Linked DNA regions of Homo sapiens: region 1 is linked to region 2. A link is a loop called in an ENCODE intact Hi-C map of the cell type or tissue named here. Cell type or tissue: heart left ventricle. All regions are shown on one strand. Links, peaks and the distances in the headings refer to the core of each region. The heading gives the core; the rest is flanking DNA. Region 1 overlaps FGD5 (FYVE, RhoGEF and PH domain containing 5). Region 2 overlaps FGD5 (FYVE, RhoGEF and PH domain containing 5).

What was found. A loop is a pair of places that touch in the nucleus more often than their neighbours do. Peaks named below come from ENCODE experiments on the same cell type or tissue, not always from the same donor. Only the 100,000 strongest peaks of a DNase experiment are listed, where the experiment ranks them.
Region 1: it touches region 2 in a loop (2.3-fold over the local background); 10 of 110 quality-filtered maps call a loop at or near these places.

The regions. Positions count from the first base shown.
Region 1 is chr3:14,897,518-14,907,949 of GRCh38, reverse strand. FGD5 (FYVE, RhoGEF and PH domain containing 5) reads right to left here. Exons shown (of 20, transcript NM_152536.4): 5 at 10,281-10,432; 6 at 9,855-10,011; 7 at 9,124-9,211; 8 at 7,497-7,547; 9 at 6,889-6,947; 10 at 239-310. Among named protein-coding and RNA genes, the nearest start is that of NR2C2, 45 kb to the left of the region's middle. RefSeq lists enhancers at 6,336-7,218, 7,219-8,102. In heart left ventricle, for the core only: a CTCF peak has its summit at 5,064; a DNase peak (open chromatin) is centred at 4,989; H3K27ac peaks cover 365 bases.
Region 2 is chr3:14,843,444-14,853,875 of GRCh38, reverse strand. All of the region lies in intron 1 of FGD5 (FYVE, RhoGEF and PH domain containing 5), which reads right to left. Among named protein-coding and RNA genes, the nearest start is that of FGD5, 30 kb to the right of the region's middle. RefSeq lists an enhancer at 5,620-5,914. In heart left ventricle, for the core only: no CTCF peak of the experiment used is centred there; a DNase peak (open chromatin) is centred at 5,795; H3K27ac peaks cover 5,097 bases; H3K27me3 peaks cover 1,914 bases.

The sequences.
Region 1 (10,432 bases), core at 1,168-9,167, 54 kb before region 2:
CCTGGCGCTGAGTCTTTAACTGCTCTGCAGGCAACACATGGGGTGGAGAACCCCAGGGAAGGCAGCCTAGGACTGCGGCCAGGAGAATCCAGTGAGCCCACGCCCACCCGCCTGCCTGCCCTCCATGGGTAGACAGCACCTGCAGCCAGGCCTGTCTGGGGCCAGCCCAGTGAACAATGGGGCTTATCGGAGCCTCGCCCAGCCACCCTCTGCCCCTACCCATGGTGGCGGCACTCACCCTTCCTGGCTGGAGGAGATCCCCTTGGCCCCGGACGCTGTGCTCAATGTGGACCAGCTTCTGCAGGTTTTCCTGTGGGTGGGAATGGGGTGAGGGAGAGATGGTCAGGGCCCCTACCAGGCGTCTTATCTCCTCTGTAAGGCATGGCGTTGCTTCTGTTTCAGACAAAAATGAAGCCCGGAAAGGCCTGCCCCAAATCCAACCTCCTGTACAAGGCAGGACTGGGATCCGAGCCTGGGTCTGCAGGGAGCCACCACCATGGCTCTATGTGCTGTGGAGCCGGCTGCCTGGCCTCACTGTGCTGTCCAGCATCCCTGTGTTTCTCTGGACAACTGCTCCTACGCTCTCTAAGCCTATGTCTCTCATGAGGTCTGGAGCATGGGGACTTCATCGGACCCAAGGCTGGCCTCAGGCCCTCCTGGCTTGTAGCCCATGAAACACAGCACCTGCAGAGGAAACTGGATCCACACTCTGTGGAGCCTCGTGGTTAGAAAAATAAGTGTGCCTTGTCAGTACTTCACTGGGTTAGCCACAAAATGTAAAGTAACAGCCCCCTGTCTCCTCTGCACAGCACCCCACAATCCTAGATACAACAAGCGCCCACCCTGTGGGCAGGTGCCCCTTGAACCTTACACAGGGCAGGTTCTAAAGTTGTAAGGTGAACATTGTGGGTAGAGAATTTGCCCTGAAAAGTCCTTTCCATTATCTATGGTTTTGGGCATAAAATCCTATGTAGTAAAAAATGAGTAATTGTGGTTCCATTTCCATTTAAGATGTAGGAAGTACAAGAGAACACTGTTCTCATTGTAGTGTGAAAAAGCCAGATAACCTTCAAAATCATAACTATGCTTCAGCCTGTGGGAGAGCTGGGGTCACAAGGCAACCGAGTGAACTGGGTTCCACCTGGCAAGCCCGTCCACAAAGGAATGAGATGCAGGAACTGCCGCACCTTTGGTGACACACAGGAGGCAGAGGTGGCTGGTGTAAAGGAAGGTAAGAAGAAAGCAGCGAAAATGTTAATGAATTCTCAAAGGACAGGTGTGGGCTGGTGCCAGTTTAGAGTAATGGGGAGCTGCAGACGCGAGGGAATCTGTCCTCACTTGCAAGCTCTCATCCACGAGTCTCTGCCACGTGCCCACGAGAAAGGCAGGGGCAAGGTGGGGCCACATGCAAAGCCCTGCCCACTTCCTCAGGCCTTCTCTCATGCAAGGCTTCAGTTCCAGGAGGAGGCCAGGAGACCTCCCACCCCCACAGCCCAGGCAAAGGTCTGCTCCTCTAGGGAAAGAGAGGAAAGCTGCACCCTAGGACGGGGGCGATAACCCCTTGGACCCAGTACTGTGCACCAATACCTTGCTGGGGGATGGCCAGAAACCTGTCTAAGGCCAGCCACAGAGCCACAGAGCTCAGCCGCCATGGAGGGGAGGGACAGGAATGCTGTGAGAGCCCGGCTCACAGGCCCTGCTTCAGATGTAGGCATGTGCCCACCATAAGTCCAGCACTGAGTAACACAGGGCAGTAGCCTGCCTCTGAGAAGAGCAAGAACATGGGGAGAGGGCCTTCCTGTGGTGCAGGGAGGGCTAAAAGCTGAATATGGAGCAAGAATGAAAGAAAAGCTCTCTGACCTACCCCACAGGTCACAGCAGCACCCACGGGAGAAGCATGAAGCCTGGCAGTCACTGAAGGTTGATGACACGGCAGCAAAACCCAAACCCAGATCAGGTGCCGACTGGACTGACCCGACTGCCCTGTACCCTACCGTGAACAGCCATGACCAAAAAAGAGGCTTACCCCACCTTGAGGGGTAAATACGATTTACCTCAGTCTCTACAGTGCTTCTACACATAATGCCTGGCCTCCAATAACAAGTTATGAGGAACACAAAAATGCAAGCAAAAAACTCCCCAACCCCAACTCATTTTCAAGAGGAGAAAGCATTCCATCAAACCACAGTGAGAAGGGACACAGGTGTCTGAGCCATCAGACCTTGAAGTAGCTCTGATTGGTGGGTAAAAGGACCTGGTGGGAAAGGTGAACACCACCCGCAAGCAGATGGAGGATTTTGGCAGAGATGGAAACCATACGTGAGCGTCCAATGGAAATTTTGAAAGTAAAAAATCAGTATCAGAAACAAAGAATTCCTTTGACAGGTTTAGCAGCAAACGGAACACAGCTGAGGAAAGACTCCATGAGCTTGAAGACAGATCAGTGGAGATGATCCATACTGAAACACAAAGAGCAGGGAAAAAGAACAGAGCATCCAAGAGGATTTCCCAAAATTAGTGAATGACAACAAACCACAGATCCAAGAAGCTCAAGAATCACAACTGGATAAAGAGCACCCCATCCCCCACAACACACACACACAGACGCATCACAGCCAAACTTCCCAAAATCAAATCAAAAGAGAAGATCTTAAAGGCAGCCAGAGAAAAGGGACACATTACACAAAGACAGATACTCATGAGTATCACAGCAGACTTTCCACCAGAAACGATGTACACCAGAAGACAGTGGAGTGGCAGCAAAGAAAAACTGTCCATCCAGGTTTCTACACCCAGGAAAAATATCTTCCACAAATTAAGGTAAATTGAACAATTAAATTAATGGGTGGTAGGAACGAGGCTTCTCACTGTTGGAGTGAGAATTTACAGATAAGCAAGGGAGGAGGCTAGTGTGGTCATGATTAGAATGGGAAACATTGGTAAAAACTCATGGTAAAAAAAAATACATAAAATACAATAAAATAAAAATAAATAAAGGCCAGCCATGGTGGCTCATGCCTATAATCCCAGCAGTTTGGAAGGCTGAGGCAAGAGGACTGCTTGACACCAGCCTGGGCAAAATAGTGGGACCTCGATCTCTACAAAAAAATAAAATAAAACTCATGGTTAGTTTAATATTCAGATACAGATGGTTATGTATGGAAATATCTACAGATATGGGTATATGCAAAAGCTGGTATACACATATATTTCTTTGCTGTCAGCTAAGGAGGTGTAAAAGAAATGATACCACATTACCAGTAAGTGCACCTAATGCCTGTATCTTGGCTGTTAGTATTATTATCCAATTAATGCAAACAGGGCTCCATGGAGAAATGACTGATTCTAAGACTGGGGCAGGAAATACACAAGGTGAGTGATCCTGGAGCACCTTGCACTGCCAGAAAGTAAGGAAGTTCTCAAAACACAAACACACACACACACCCTGAAATCTATATTGATGACACCATGTGAAAAGGGCACAGAAACCAACTGAAAACGCTCCCAATAGCCAAAGCTGAAACAATTTGAGAAATAAAATAAATAAGGAAGTGTTGGATTATAACAGTCCATACTGATATAAATGACTTCTTTATATATAATGACTAGATACACTAGCCAATGAGGGAGAAGAGACAAATCTCCCAGGCAGAGGAATTCCACATAACCTAGGTAGATATGGTGCCCTCAAGAGGAGGGAGCATAACCCCCCGCTCCTAAGAATGGGCTGCACAAACTGACTTTCTTCCAAAGGGCATGGAAAAGGCAGGGGTGAGACAGAGCAGCTTCACAGTGGAGAAACCTGCCACCAGGTGACTTCAGCCAGGTGACCAAGGTCAACATCAACAGTGGTAAATCCTGTTGCTAGTATGTGCCCTTCATATGATGGGATGAAAAGTACCTTGCTCTGTGAGCCTCTTCCCAAATAGCCATATACCCAGTCTAATCATGAGAAAAACACCAGACATTTCCACCAGAAGGGCGTCCTGCCATATACCTGACCAGTACTCCTGAAAACTGTCAAGCTCATCAAAAGCAAGGAAAATGAGAAACTACTGCAGTCAAGGGGAGCCTAAGGAAACAGGACCACTAAACAGCATGTGGGGTCCTGGAAGGGACCCTAGAACAAGACACCAGGCAAAACTAAGGAAATCTGAATGAGCTAGGGTCTTCGGTTAATAATCCTGTACCAATATTTGTGTGTTAATGTAACACATGTAGCATACTAATATACCATGGAATACTATGCAACCATAAAAAATGATGAGTTCATGTCCTTTGTAGGGACATGGATGAAACTGGAAATCATCATTCTCAGTAAACTATCGCAAGAACAAAAAACCAAACACCGCATATTCTCACTCACAGGTGGGAAATGAACAATGAGATCACATGGACACAGGAAGGGGAACATCACACTCTGGGGACTGTTGTGGGGTGGGGGGAGGGGGGAGGGATAGCACTGGGAGATATACCTAATGCTAGATGACGAGTTAGTGGGTGCAGCGCACCAGCATGGCACATGTATACATATGTAACTAACCTGCACATTGTGCACATGTACCCTAAAAGTATAATAATAATAATAATAATAAAGATGTTCATAACAGAGAACACTGTGTGGGGGACACATGGGGACTCTCAGTACTATCTTCTCAATCTTTTCTGTAAATTTAACATTGCTTTTAAACATTGTTTTAAAAAATAAAGTCTATTCAGAAAGCAGAATGATGGTTACCAGCGGCTGGGGTGCAGACTGGAATGAGGAGTTAGAGTTTAATGGGGAGAGAGTTTCAGTCTGGGAAGAGAAGTTCTGGAGATGAATGGGATGACAGCTGCATGACAGTGTGAATGTACTTAATACCTCCAAACTGCAAAAGAGTAAATGTCCCAGGCAGAGCTCCTCCCCAATCCAAGCAGGCATGGGCTAGGGGCCTCTGGTCCAGAGCAGGCCTGGTGCAGCTGTCCACAGCTGGCCCCTGCTTCCCAGCACAGCGTCCAACTTCAGCCTTGGAGAAAGCCAAGAGGGTGTCTGGCCGTCGGCTGCTCCGGTTCCTCCTCTGGGTGGGGCTGTGTGTGCAAGCTCCCCGTAGGAGGGAAGATGTATCCCTGCCTGACCTAGTTTTTCTCTCTGGAAGCAGAGGCAGCCCCGGCTAAAGGGAAATGTGGAGAACCCAGCCCATCTGCTGCTATTCCTCGACAGGGTGCTGGACCCCAAAGCACCTCTAGTTTTTGGCTGTGTTGAGGGACTCTCACTGTATGTACAAGATGCCAAAATGAGGAGGGGCAGGGAGGTCAGTGCAGAGCAGAGTGAGAGAAGAGAGGACCTTAAAGATTAAAAGGGCATGTCTGACCCACATGGAAAACGGCCCGGAAACTGGCCTGTGTATTCATACCTAGCTGATTCAGCCTCCACTCTCAGTCTACCCTTCACCAGCCAGCCCGACCTCTCTCCCTGGACTCTGATGCTACCTTGCCATCCTGTCCCCAACGCCTAGCCACCTAGCAGGTGGCTCTCTGAACTCCAACATGCACCGTCCAACCTCCATGTCTTTGCCCAGGCCAGCCCCTCTTCCTATCACCCCTTTTCTCTCTCTGCCTTCCTGGCATGTGTGCAAATCCTCCCTATGGGGACACCTCCAGGTCAACTTTTTTTTTTTTTTTTTTTAAGATGGAATCTCACTCTGTCACCCAGGCTGGAGTGCAATGCCATGGTCTCGGGTCACTGCAACCTTCGCCTCCCAGGTTCAAGCGATTCTCTAGCCTCAGCCTCCCAAATAGCTGGGACTAAAGGTGTGTGCCACCACACCTGGCTAAGTTTTGTATTTTTAATAGAGACAGGGTTTCATCATGTTGGCCAGGCTGGTCTTGAACTCCTGACCTCAAGTGATCCACCTGCCTCGGCCTCCCAAAGTGCTGGGATTACAGGCGTGAGCCACCACACCTGGCCCGTATCATCTCTTCTGGCAACCTCGGCTGGAAGGGCCACCTCCCTTCTCTGAACCCTGTGGCATTCTCTCCCATGACATCTATCATGGTCATTTGCATCCACATATTTAGTTACTCCACTAAGCGGAGGTTTCCTCAAGGGCTTGTATCTCCACTCCCCAACACAGCACAAGGTCTGACACATAGCAGGTGTCCAATAAATGCAATTTCCCTTCCTCTTCTGCCTGTGGATGACTCACTGTGTCTCTGCCACAGCAAAGTATAGCACCTCCTCGGCACACATGGCCATCATCTCCCTTCTGTGCCTGCAGAAGATGTGACTACCTGGTCACTGAACTCTTTTCCAGTGACCTAGGACTCGGGCTTGGAACCATTGTCAACACAGAGCGCTGGCATGCCTACAGCTTAGCAGGACAGTGAGCATGTGGTGACCACCTGAATGGAGCTGGGATGCGGGATCAACTCTGCCCTCTAGCAGACAGAGTCACACAGTCAGAATCAGATCTGTGCTTAGAGCCACATATTCTAGTGGACTAGTGATTCTCAAACTTTTGTGGTCCTAACATTTACCCAGGGTGCTTGTTAAAAATGCAGCTCTCTAGATCCTACATGCAGAAGCTCTGACTGGGAGGATCCAACGTGTGCCCAGGAACTAGGAGTTTACAAAGCACCCCAGGTGCTGATGGGGGTGGCCTCAGACCACAGTCGGGGCATTCCTCTCATTGTTTGAACAGTGAACTGGAGGCGCAGAGAGGGGCACACAGCGCCTGAGGTCACACATCAAGAGTCAGAGCCAGAACCCACGGCTCTCTGCAGAGTCCCACAAGAGAGACGGTTGCCTGCAGCCCCTAGGAGTGGGGCATCAGAAGGCTGACCGGAGCTGGTGGGGAGGTGCCTGGAACCTGTGTCTGAGGAAGGGGGCCGCCAGGCCGCACTCACCCCTTGCTCCATGCTGTCGTTGGCACGGTCTGTGACTTTGGAGATGAGGCTCAGTGCACCTGGGGAGGGACACAGAGCAGGAGTTGGGCCATTGCAAGAGGGGCATCAATTTTCCCCACTGTAGTGTCAGGTCACAGGCCTCAAGCCCAGCTTGGCCACTACTGCCTAGGTGACCTTGACAGTGATTTGACCACTGTCATGCATGCCTCAGTTTCCCTGGCTGTAAACTGAATATGTTATAATAGTGACCACCCTGGCAGGTGATACACAGGGACAGCCACATCGAATTGGGAGGAAACAGGGAGACTGTGGTGAGCTTTTCAGACCTGGCACCACCCCTCCTATCACCAAATTCTGGTGACTCCCCCATCCCCTCTGACGGGATGTCCTCCCGTCCTAGGATGTCCCCACAGCTGAGGTGACAGGGGACCCATCTCAGAAGAGCTGTGGGCTCTCACAGAAGTCCAAGATGTGTCATATGCAGAACCCACCCAGCTGGTGGGGAGGGGACTATATCCTGGGCCTTGGAATTGGGGCAGGGTCCAGGCTTTGGCGCAAGGAGGCAGAGCAGGCTTGAGTACCTCCCTCCGCATTCACGCTGGACTCACCCTGTGTGTTGTCGTACTCGGCGGAGTCCGGACAAAGGTTGTTTAAATAGTCTGTTGGCAGGATAAGAACCAGGAGTCAGCTACTGGTGAGGTCAGCCCCTCCTGCCCACAACTGTGGCCACCCCCTCTCTTGCCAGAGTTGGAAGAATGAAGCATCCACCCTCTCTCCCCTGCTGGCCCCATCACAATACCACATTAGCATGAAACCAGGCCCCCAGGACCACTGTCAGCATTGCTGCCACAGCTGCTTGTCCCTCACTTATCCAACAGATACCCATTGAGCACCTGCCTGGCACTGGGCCATGCCTTGGAGACAGACACAACAAGGTGAATCCATCACAGCCCACTGGGGGCGACAGACATGGCAATCAGCACAGCCGAGTGTGTTGTGTGGAACCTGTAGTGCATTCATACTCTCCAGGCTCCACATCCTCCAGCCCCTCCCCAGTGACTGCTCTTCCATCTGCTCGTTCTATTCTGGCCATGATGGCTTTCTTGAATGTGCCAAGCTTGGTCCTACCCCAGGGCCTTTGTACTTGCTGTTCCCTCTGCCTGGCACTCTCTTCAGATCTTCATATGGCTCATGTCCTTGCTTTACTGAGATCTCTGTCCAATGCCGCCTCCTCAGAGAGGTCTTCCCTGATCGCTAACACAGCAGCCCTGTTCCCTCTGTCTCCTTAACTTGCTTTATTTTTCTTAAGAGTTCTTAACAGACATTATCTTTTGGCTTTCTTATTTGCTTGTCTAGGGTGTAAGCTCTACAGTGTCACTGAGTTTGCTGTTCGATTTACTGCTGCATCTCCAGCATCCAGCATGGGACCTGGTACATAGTAGGTGCTCAATAAATAGTTCTTGGATTAGATGAATGAATTCTCTAGTCCTTGGCCCTAATGTATTTTTGAGGAGCCCCAGTTGCTACCTGGAATTACATATCCATGCCTACATATGTACTGTCTGTCTCTCTCATTAGGACATCAGGGGTCTTTGTCTATTTGGGAGGCAGCTGAATAAATGGGTCTGGAGCTCAGAACAGAGGAGTGGGTGTTTCCAGCAGGCAGAGATAGGGGAAAGGGCATAAAGAGAGAAGGGAAGGGGACCCAGGACTGAGTCCTGAGAAGCTCTGACGTTTATGGAGCAGTGGAGGATGGGAGGCCACCAACACAGACAGAGAAGGGACAGAGAGATGGGAGGGAAGTGGGAGAGAGTATACCACAGAAACCCGCGGAGGAAAGGACTCGAGAAGCAGGAAGTGGTCGTGGGTCCAGCAGGTCCAAGGCTGAAAATGTCCACTCATATGGCCAAGAGGACTTTGATGACAGGCGTGGCTTCAGTGAAATGAGGAGATGGCCAGCTGAGGCAGGGAGGAAGTGCAAGCTGGGGAGGGGTGTCGTTGGGTTTTTGTGTTTTAGGATCAGGGGTGGCCACTGGAGGGAGCGTTCTAAGGTGGCAGGAGGTGGTTCAGAGGGCTCAAAGCTCAACTGGAGGGAAAGGTGATGGCAGAGGTCACCCTTCCCCAACACCTGCCTGACATGGTCAGAGGCAAGGTCACCACAGTCCCCTCCACCCCTCCTCAGGGGCCTTCCCTGCCCTGCCGCCTCAGTCCCCATTGATCTCCTGTGGGGCCCACCTGTGAGGAGCACTTGGTACTGGAAGAGGCGTTGAACCACCCGCAGCAGCCGATGCTTCGCAGTCTGGCTGCCTCCTTGTACACTCTGCTGCTCTCAAGACAGGGAAGGAAAAACCTTATCAGAAACCCCTCCTGAAGGCACCATGCTCACAGCAGCCCATATACACTGTCCCATCCACACCTCTTCCCGGGCCAGCTGAACTTCTCCCTCATCTCCAAAACCAGGTTCTCCTCCTGCGGGAAGCCCTCCTGGATTAGCCCGGCCCTGCTGTAACTGCTCACTCCATCATGCTCCCAGTTGGTGCTACACTCAGTATCAAGCCTCTCCTAGTCCCTGCCCTGCTCTTAATGTTAGCAATGGAGGAAAGCTCCCCCTTTTTCTGCCCAGGAAAACTAGATCCCCAGTTTGTGGCTAGTGTTGGGAATTTCCTTGAACACTCCACGGCTGGGGCTCTGGCTTGGTTGGTGCTTTTCAACTGAGACAAGAAAACTACCCTGAGACCCTTACTGGGTGGCACTCACTGCACTGTCATCTGCTGCCCAACAGCGGATGTTCTGAATTCTGGGTTCTCCTCCCTGATGGGTCATCCTCTCATCCCTCTGGCCAGGTCTTCCCTGTCTGCTCCCCAGCCCCACACCTACCAAGATGTCCCACTGATTTGCATTAAGCCCTTCGCCCACCTCAACCCCTGCATCCTTACAGCAGGGTCTCAGAGGACCAAGGGACCCACCTCAAATTCACGGACAGCAGCTGCCAGCCGGGGAGAGTGGAGGCAATTCTCACTGAGCAGACCTAGGTACCTGTCGAACTGCAGGATGTGAGTGGCGTGGTGATCAAACCCCTGCTCCCGGGCCAGGAAGACGTCAGCTACCTTCTGCTGGCTCTCCCTGCAGCCAGGAATGGGGATGGGACAGTGAGAACTCAGCCTTGTAACCAACGCAGGGTTAGAAGCAGGGGGCCTGGAGTCACATCCCTGGGTGCAGATCCCAGCTCAACCCTTGCACAGTTGTTTTACTTTGAGCAAATGACTTAACACTTCGGAGTTCGGCTTTCCCATCAATCAAATGGAGATACTATTTCATATGGTGGTGTTTTTATCCGTCTCCATTCCCCCAGTGCAACAAAAGTGGAACCCGGGGGTCCAGGGACTGCTCACCAATTTGACAGCCTTTCCTCCAGCTCCTCCAGGATGCCTTGATGAAGGTCGTGGATGGCTGGGAGTTCACTCAGGCCCTGCCTCAGCTCCTCCCGGGCCAATGTGTCTCTGCCTTCATGGTCCATGTCATCCAAGGCCCTCATGACAGCTCC
Region 2 (10,432 bases), core at 1,262-9,261:
AAATGTCCTTCCAAAGGACTAGGCTCCAAATGAGCCTAGTCCTTTTCGGCAGCCTAGAGTTGTAAGAGGATATGTGCCTCCACGTGGGGAGATGAACGCTGTGTAACCCGGCCTGGTGCTGTCCAACTCTGACCATTTAATTCCGTCCTATGTAACGCTGGTTGGGAGCCATAACTCTGAGCACAGCCAAAAGGGCCTAATAACTCGTAAAAAAAAAAAAAAAAAAAAAAAAAAAAAAAGGAACGCTTTTCCCCCTGGGAATCTCTCAGTGGGCACTCCAACCTCAAATTCCATCCTCACTGGTGTGGAGATTCATGCAAATGGGGCCAGATTGCAGACGTAACTTCTCCCAGCCCCTCCGAGACAGGCTGGGACCTTTCTGAAGCTCACCAGCCCAGCAGGGAGGGGAAGGGGGCTTCGGGGCTGAGCTCTCTGGGAGCTGGAAAGTTTGAAATGGAGGAGACAGGCTGGTGAGAATGAGTATCCCAATTAGCAGAATAGCTGGAAGAGCTTGTAAGTGGGCGGAGGGGAGGGCTGGATACGGGATAGGGATTTCTAAACCCTCAGACATTCGCTCCACTCCTTTGCTGAATCCTTCACCCCTCAGCACCCCAGCACCTTCCCAGTACTAAACAGTCCCTCCAGGACTTCCCCTGGTGACCCCTTCTGCTCTGATGCTTCCTTGTCCTCACAGGGACATTGCAATCTTTGCAGATGGAGCTATCATTTGCACTGTAACTGGGACCACGGAAGACAAAGCACAGCGCAAATGTGATACTGTGGAAACAGCCCAAGAGGACTGGGGGTCCTGGATTCCTCAGGAAACCCTGCGTCATCTGGGCTACGTCGTGGCTGTCCTGGGGAGGCTAAGTTTCCACATCTATAAAACTGAGGTGGAGGCTGGACTCATGGGTCAAAGCACAAAACACCCAGACATATGAAACTGTGTGCTGAGACCAGACACACACATCCCACAGCCTGGGGGCCAGGCCCTGAGAACGCTGCCTGCCTGGTGCCTCGTCGTGTCTGAAGTGAGGCTCCCTTTCACGCCTCTCGGAGAGAATGCCTCCTGCACCCAGGGTCAGCCAAGGGATAGCATTGTAATGGTTCCCAGAAACATGACCGAAGGAGAGACTTTTAAAAAAATTCAATTTCCATTTCTCACTAAGTAAAAACAAAAGTTCATCCTTGTTTTCTGACCAGAGACATCCCCACCCCTCCTCTTAAAACGCAGCAGCATCAGTGGTTTCAGAGGGGTTTGCTTTCTTTTTATAATAGCATTAATGAGATATGAGTCACATATCATGAAATATGCCCCTTTAAAATACAATTCAGTGCTTTTTAGTATATTAGTATATTTGAAAGAGTTGTGTGGCCAACACCGTTATCTAATTTTGGAACATTTTCATCAATCCAAAAAGAAACCTCACTCCTTGCTAGGCCTCTCAGCCCCTGGCAACCGCTAGTCTACTTCCCGTCTCTACGGATTTGCCTATTCTGAACATTTCATTACATGAAATCATACAGTATGAGGCTTTTTGGGTCTGGATTCTTTCACTTAGTGTGTTTTCCAGGTCCACCCATTTTGTAGCATGTGTCAGCTCTTCATTCTTTTTCATGGCTGAGTAATATTCCACAGTATGGACAGATCATACTGCTTATCCATTCAACTGATAGACATTTGAATTGTTTCTTTTTGGCTATCATGTATAATGCTGCTGTGAATATCTGTGTACGCATTTTTGTATAGCCATATTTTCCTTTCTCTTGGGTATATACCTAGAAGTGGAATTGCTGGGTCATATGATAAATCTATATTTAATGTTTTGAGAACTACCAGACTGTACTCCAAAGAGGCTGTATCATTCCACATTCCTACCAGGAGTGTATGAGGGTTCTAATTTCTCTACAGTCTTGTCAACACTTGTTATTGTCTGCCTTTTTTTTTTTTATCTTAGCCATCCTAGTGGGTTTGAAGTGGCTTTATAAGGATTTTCAAAGAATTTTGTTTTTTTCTGATTCCATCTCAGCCTCCTCCCAACCTGAGCAAACACTATTTTTCCTAGCCAAAGAGAAAAAGGGAAACACAACTGTGACCATGAAGGCTTTATTTTCAGATAATCAAGTGAGGCTCAGAAGTCTAGTGGGGGTGGGGGGGAATTTAAACTTTTAGAAGATCTTCAGGAACCTCATAAAATTATAACATAAAGAGGTAACATTCAAGAACAATATGTAAGCCGGAGCCACAAACCTACCACTGTGATGGTGTCTCAGGCTCTGTCTTTGGGACACTGGAAGTGCCTTGGGCAACCTGAGGTAGTGATGCTGGCAGCAGAGGCTGGAGCCAGCATTTCTGCCACACTGTTGGGTCACAGGCCTGGCCTAGCCATAACCACTGGCTCTAACATTTTGGTCATCTCTGGGACTGCAGTAAAGGACAGTGGTAAAGGGCATACATTTTGGGACCTGACTGTCTGATGCCAAGACCCAGTTCTGCCACTTATCAGCCCAATGACCTTGGGTAAGTTGCTTAACCTGCCTGCCTCAGTTTCCTCATCTATAACATGGAGATGATATCAGTCCTTAAATTCCCAAGGTCTATGAGGGTCTATGTAGGGATCAGATGAGATGACATCTGTAAATGAGGTATACGACCTGTGTAACACAGTACCTGCTGGTTTTATGTTACTAGAGTCCGTCTGAGCTACAGGCAGTCTGAATTCAACAGGCAGAGCTCCTCAACGCTTACAGACCTGGGTTCTGGTCCCACCTCTGTCACCAGTGTGGGCCCCTTCCCCTCCAAGGGCCTTAGTTTCCCCATCTGTAAAATAAGAGAACTAGAACTAGAAGCCCTTCTCACCACGACGCGCTGTGGCTTTATTTTATGTCCAAAGCTGAGGAATTTTGCCAGAGTGATTCCTGCCACATCTTTGGCATTACCGACCAGCCTACACAGCCAAACCAACTCCCTGGCCCATGCATACATTTGCAGTTTCCCATCTATCCCCCTTCCAAGACTGTTACAGAATTCCTTCCCACCCTCCCCTGCACTTGCCCAACACCATCCCTCCCACCCACCACTGCCCCCCCAACCAAGGTCCAACCCAAATACCACCTCTTCCAAGAAGCCTTCTGTCTCTCCAGCAGGAGGGGCTCCCGTTGCAGTTTACTACAACGACTCCAGTTAATTTACGTTCCTATATTAAAGTTCCTTGAAGGTAGCAGTCATGGGCTTGCTATGCATTTCTGTGTCCTCCATGAAGTGCACACAGTAGGTGCCCGACAAATGACTGTCCTATCCCAGTTTCCCCATCTCATCCCAGCTGATGGAGGTGACTTCCTCCCATCACCCAGGGGGAGGGCGTCTCTCTGTCTGCACACATAACACAGTACCTGGCTCACGCTGAAATGGCATCACAGGTGCTGCCACTGCTGAGAACACTGTGGCCAGACAAGTATTAGGAGACAAACGAGCTTCCTTCCTCACCAGGCCACGCTTTTAAATCACTAGGAATATGGCCAGGGGTGGGAGAGGGAGAAGCACCCCAGAGGCTGGATCTGGTTCTCCCACAGGTTCAGCTGATACTGAAGGATGGGTGGTGGGGACTGCCTTGGTTTCCTCATCTGCAAGATGAGCTCTACAGTTGTGGGTCCTGAGCACCTAACTCCAGCCCAAAGCAGGAGGAAACTCAGACGCATCTTTCTCCTGCAACCTCCGCTCTGGGAGTCAGAGGAAGCCAGACCACAGGCGAAGCAGGAAGGGCCGGGGAGTCACTGCTCCTGCCCCAGGCAGCTGGGGAGGATGCAGCAGCTGGAGATTCACAGAGGACACTATAATTTAATAACCACACACCACATCTGAAGTTGCCAGGAGCTATGAGAGGGGCAGCCTGTGGTTTCCAAGTGTGGTGGTCTGAATAACAATCCCCTTCTCCCACCCCTCCCTTCCACACAGACACAGCCAGCCAATACTAACAACAGAAGCAGCAGCAACAGCAGACACAGAAGCCAGCATTTTTTTTAGGGCTTACTAAGTGCCAGGTGCTCTATGGCTTCTTCCCAACCACTGTATCCTGTAGACATTAACACTCCCATTTTACGGATGGAGAAACAGGTGCACAGAGGCTAAGTTCAGGGCCAGGATCTGAACACAGGGAATGTGGTTTCAGAGCTCCCCCTCTGACAATGAGTCTATGCAACCTCTACTGTATTTATTCATTTATTAAGCACTGAGCTGAGCACGTCCCAGGGGCTACCTCGTTTGATCCTTTCAACCAGCTTAGTGAGGGTTAGAAGCACTTTCAACCACTTAGTGAGGTAAGCACTATTATTATACTCATCTTTCAGTTGGAGAAACTAAGGCTCTGTGAAGTTAAATGACTTGCCCAAGGTCCACTCTGCTATATTCCCCTTCCATCAACCTCTCTCAGACAAAACCACAAGCAGATGGCCCATGGCTGGACCCACACACTGGACACATCCATTCATTCGGTTCACTGTCACCTCCTCTGTGCTGGGCAGTACCAGGGCAGAGCAGGACTCCCAGCCCACAAGGCATGAAAATGTGTGAGAGGTGCCAGGACACAGAGGAGTGTGCACAGAGCACCTGTAGGGCAGGTGGGCGCAGGCCTTTTGACGCACATGAACAGGAGCGTCACCTGTGGCAGGAGTGGGATGCCTGGATGGGGGACGCAGAGGGAATCCATCACACAGGGCCAGACAGAGACGGACACACTGAGGCTCAGGCCCAGAACGGAAGGGCCTCACACTTGGACCCAGACACGTGATAGTGCACACATGCTCTTGTCATGTCACTCATGTGGTCTTCCCCAACTCCATCTGCCTCCTCTACTCCAAACACAGAAGAAGCATTTTCAGAGGATGCCACCCTTTGCCAAGGGCTCTAAACCCTATAAATCCACGCTGCTCCTGAGGGCAGGGGCTGCATGTGATTCTGCTGGTCCCTAGAGCCCAGATGAGAATGGATGCCTGGAAAGTGTTTGCTGACCTGAGCTGATCTGACTTCTCACACCAGCCAGGGCCCAGGGTCCTCTCCTTGCCAAGGCCAGCTCAACCCTTACATCCTACTCTAGGAAGCCTTCCCTGACTACTAGCTAAGCTAATGGGGCTGAAGCTTTAGGTCCTACACTTGCATGGGTGGGTACCTTTCAAGGTTCAATAAGTTAATTTATAATCTTTTTTATTTGCATAAATTTAAAAAATAACCTATATACTATCAGTATAATCAACATAGAGCCCATTTCTTACAAGATTTTAATTTTCACACACTTCTTAAGGAAGCTTTTTGTGGTATAAGTGAGGTGCCTAACCTGTACCCCATGGGTTCCAGGGCTGCATGGGGCTGGCCTGGCCTTTTTGCATCTTGGTTCTCCCATTTGGGTTCTGTACTCCATGAGGGCAGTGAGCCCTGCGGTGTTAAGGCTGCAGCAAGTTACCTACTTAACAGATGGGGGCAGTGAGGGCCAGGGGGAAGGATGAGAAAGCAGACCAGATTTCCATGGCTCCCAGAAGCCTCCCTGCAGAGGGGGTCAGCTGTCCTGGGGTTCAGGCGTTTGGGGTGTGGCAGTCTTGGAGGGAAGAGGCGCGGGGAAGGGCAGGGCTGCCCAGGAAGTGGGACTTTTGCCTCCCACAACAACGAAAAGCCTCGTCCAAAGGGTGAGAAGAGAGGCACCGCCCTCAGCCCCACATGTCTTCAGGGCTCACAGTGGCTGGCTGCCCCTCCTCCACCCACCTCCCAGGACTTGTCCTGCATTTCCTGTAAACACCGACACTTCCTCCCTGGGGAGGACCTGGCAGTGTTGGGGCCACACCCCGCGGCTGACAGAGCCCGGCAACAATGGCTGGCCCGGGGCTCCAGCTGGCCACTCCACACCTCAGGCCTTCCCAGGGACCCAGAGAAAGGCTACCCTTTCCTAGAGCTGGGGAGCCCAATGCCCCCATGCCACAGATGGACAACTCAAGGCTCAGAGAGGAGGGGAGGCATCTGTCCTGGGCTACACAGCAAGTCTACAGCCAAAGGCAGGGTTATGACTTGCTCATCTCTACACCTCAGCGCCTCATCTGCTGACCATGACACACTGAGCTCTCGAAGGTGAGAACACCCGGGAGGAGCTCAGTCTCCAGCCAGCCTGCCTAGATTTCCAAAACTTGGTTCTTTGCCACTTATCAGCTACACAACCCTGGGCAAGTTTTCTGTGCCTCAATTTCCTCATCAGTAAAGCAGGGATAGTAACAGTACAGACCTCATTAGGTTGCTGTGAGGATTTAGTGAAGTGATACATACAAAACAACGAGAACATACTGCAGCTATGTTGCTGTTCCTGTTTTTAATGTTTACTGAAAGCTCCAACCAGGACAGACTCTGAGTCTCCAGACCTCCATCCCACCAGGGATGCTAATTGGGCTCGGCTTTCCAACTTCAAAGCAGTTCAGGGTTAGAAGCACTGTTCTAGGAGTCAGGAGACTCTTGCTCTGCCAGTAACTCACCCCATGATCTCGGACAAAAACACTTCCCTCCTATGTGCCTCAGTTTCCTCAGCTATAAAATGGAGACTAAAACCCTGCTCTATCTCATGGGTGGCTGGGAGGTAAAATGAGACAACAGACAGAAAAGCACGTAGAAAAGTTCCAGTTGATACATTAGGTGTTTCGGGTGGGGGTCGGCATTTCCAAACAAATTGTCACAAAAACTCATCTTCGAGGATAAGCCCTGAAAGTCTTTATCAGTATGGTGTTAATAATCTGGCTACACTGACAGCTTATGTGTGCCAAGTCCTGGCCAAGTGCTTACCAGCAGGATCTCATTCACTCCTCGGAACAACTCTCCCAGCAGGCTATTATCATTCCCATATCACAAAACAGAGGGATGGAGGGGGACCACTAAGTTCAGTCTCCCTTGATTTGTCCTAAACCTGTTACCTTCAGCTCTAAGAACAGGCTGAAAAGGGTTTCCTTACAGCCCAGCTAAGATCTGCACAGCACTTCACAGTCTACAAACACCTCCACATATTTCATCATGGTTCATTCTTCCCGCAAACATGTAAGGTAGGCATTGTCACCTCCAACAAAGAGAAGAAAGCAAGGCCCAGGGGGGCTGAGTGACTGCCTGCGTCCCACAGTTACACAGTAAAAATGGGGTCTCTGGTCCCACGGTTGGGAAGTTTCCCCTTTGTATGACAATGCTTCTTCATCTTCTGCATGAACCAAGAGGACCTGGACAGTGGCTCCTGACTCTGGACCCAGCACAGGGACATGTCAGGCAACTCCCCCGTGGACCTGGGGTGCCGTGTGAGCAGTTTCTGAGGCCTGTGGCCGGGTGTCTGGAAGTATTTATGAGCTATGCAACTAAGCCTGCTTTTTCAGTCAGTAATTGCTTTGAAATATGGGTTCTGAGAGTTTGGCTGCAGTGCTAGCTGGCACAGCCTTCTCCCCACATGCCAGGACAGAGACCACGACAATAGAAAGCTGGGAAAACCACCCACCCCACAGACAACTCTGGCTTGGGATGAAAGAAAGCATTGGAAGAGAGGCAATGAGCTGAAAAATAGAGCCCCTGAGGATGGCACCCTCCTCCCTCAGCCCCATCCTCACTAGTACAATCTTTTGGCTCCCCAAAGAAGCCCCTGAGCCCCCAAACCACACATGCCTCTCCCACATTTCAAGCATTTTCTTCTTCCATGTGAAGATTGCACCAGCCACACGGGTTCAATTAACACGACAGGTGTGCCCCTAGTTAATGACTTGGGAGATAATTCCGACATGAAACAAGCTTGAAGTTTCATCAAATAGGGAAGAGGTTTTCTAACAATCAGTCACTTTTATGTCAATAAACCACGGGGCTTGGTGAGTTTGAGTTCTCATCCCTGTACTCACACCCAGTCCCAAACCCAGCCTCTGAGCAGCACATACCTCACTCCACATCCTTCATGTCTACCTGTTGGGCCACCTGTCCCCCAACTTCAGTCATAGCCCCTCTCCAGATTCTGAAATTCACACTGCCACTAGTCAGGGAGGACCTGAGGAACTTGCTTCTGTATCCCAGGGTCTGAACATAAAGTGTATTAAAGGCAGTTTTCAAACTGTAAAGTTCTATAAAACAAAGCACGTGGCAATGAACACTGCTCTAGACCTGTGGGGGGATGACTATGAAGCCCACCCCTGGGGATCTTGTTTCTGATGCAAAGTTCACCTTCAAGTGTTACCAGGCTCCAGGGTCTGGGTCTCTGTCTTGATAAACTCTCCCACATCCCAGCCTCAGTAGATGGAGTCTTGCTACCTCCACCCTGCCTGCATCACCTGTTCCTAGACTTCTTAGTTCAGGGAAACTTCTTAACGTTTCAGAGTACGGAAAGGAACCAAAAACTAAAACTGCAACAATGCAACAGCCTTGCAGCAGGAGCAAGAACCCTGCCCCAGGAGGTATTCAAGCACTGGCTTATTGAGAACTGAAGCATCTGGGAAGGGGAGGGGCATCCCCATCACTAAAGGTCCCTTCCAACCTCAAAGTGAGTAACTTCAGTAGTTTCAACTTAAACCTTTCAGAGTAAAATAAGTTAGGGGTCGATGTGGCCAGCAAGTTGAGGATGATTTCAGAATGCAGCTGGATGAAACCCTTCCTGCTGTCTAGACTAAGCCCAATCCAAGGGTGCCTTCAGAACCTTTACAATGGAAAGGACCTGCAGTGGAGTGAAGGCATCAGGGCTTTTTTTTTAGCATGTACAGGTGACAGAAGAGAACACAAACACCCAAAACCCAGAAGCTGTAGGCATTTTCTGAGTGAGTGGAGGCAGAATTTCTGCTAACTCTCAAATCCCAGGAGGCACAGAAGTTAGAAGCTGAGCTGAGGTGGCCACCTTTCCCTGCTACTCCAGAACCGAGGCATAGGGACTTCCTTGCACACCTTAGAAGGTAACGGGACACCAGCCATGGGCTACTGCACCTGACCAGACCAGCAGCATTTAGTTAAGAGGAGAGATGAGGGCAAGACTTTCCAGGAACAAAAAAGATTTGAGTGCAGTCTATTGAGGAGAGACTGGGGCTTATGATTCGAGCACAACACTGGGCTAGCTCCTTCTAGACATTGTCCAATTTAGCTTTCCTAACAAGTCTATGAGATAGGAATTATCAGCTCCATTTCATAGATGAGAAAACTGAGGCACAGAGACATGAAGTGACTAGCCCAAAGTCACACTGTCAGTGAACTATGCAGCCAGGGTTTTATGCCAAAGCTGACTGACAGGCAAGATATTCAGCACCGCAACCTACCTCTGCCTGTCTGGTCTGGCTGTCCCCAAGGGACCCTTCTCCCTATCCCTTCCTTTGCACAAACACAGCAGTGTCAGTCGGGTCCCAAGGCTATTTCTCCTCTGCCTTCAGCTTGGCCCCAAGATTCCTGGAATGGATCTGACCAAAGGGAGGTGACTTTTCCACGCAGCTAGTTAAGAAGCCACACGGTACAGGGCAGTGTTTCTCTAAGGGGGAAACTGGGAGTGCCTGGGGGAGTCTGTTACAAATGCAGATTGTGCAGCAACACCCCACACCCAGTGAATCCGAGTCTCAGGGGAAGGGCCTGGAAACCTGCATTATATATATATATATATATATATATATATATATATATATATATATATATATATATTTTTTTTTTTTTTAATGCCTATTAAGATGTGAGAAATGTTACAGCTGAAAGGGTCAGGACATTCAGGTTCAAATCCCAGCTCCCCTAGCTATGCAACCCTGGACAAGCCACTTCGCTTTTGTCAGCCTCAGTTTCTTCACTTGTCTGGTTGGGATAGGAATCCCGTCCTTCCAACTCACAGGGTTGCTGTGAGTTTCAAAGGAAGTTAGAAAAGCGCCCTGGGAGCTGGGCGCAGTGGCTCACGCCTGTAATCCCAGCACTTTGGGAGGCCGAGGCGAGCAGATCACCTGAGGTCAGGAGTTTGAGACCAGCCTGGCCAACATGGCGAAAACCCATCTCTACTAAAAAATACAAAAATTAGTTGGGTGTGGTGGTGGTGCATACCTGTAATCCCAGCTACTCAGGAGGTTGAGGCACGAGAATCACGTGAACCCAGGAGGCAGAGGTTGCAGTAAGCCGAGATCACGCCACTGCACCCCAGCCTGGGCGACAGAATGAGACTCTGTCTCCCCCCAAAAAAAAAAAAAAAAAGCACCCTGGGGATGCACAGGTATAGAGCCCAAGCGTCCAGGGTTCCTTCCAGCCAGCAGACTGGTGCCTTGTCCATGGAAACCACTCCCTTGGTGGGGAGGGGCTGGCCGTGACCTTATCAACAGTGAGAGCCCACCTGGCATACCAAGCAGGGCTACCTGGCATCTGGATGGCACACTGCAAGCAACGCCTGCCGCAGAGCCTGGGGTGGACTCAGTGGCCGTCCCTGAGAGAGCGTCTAAA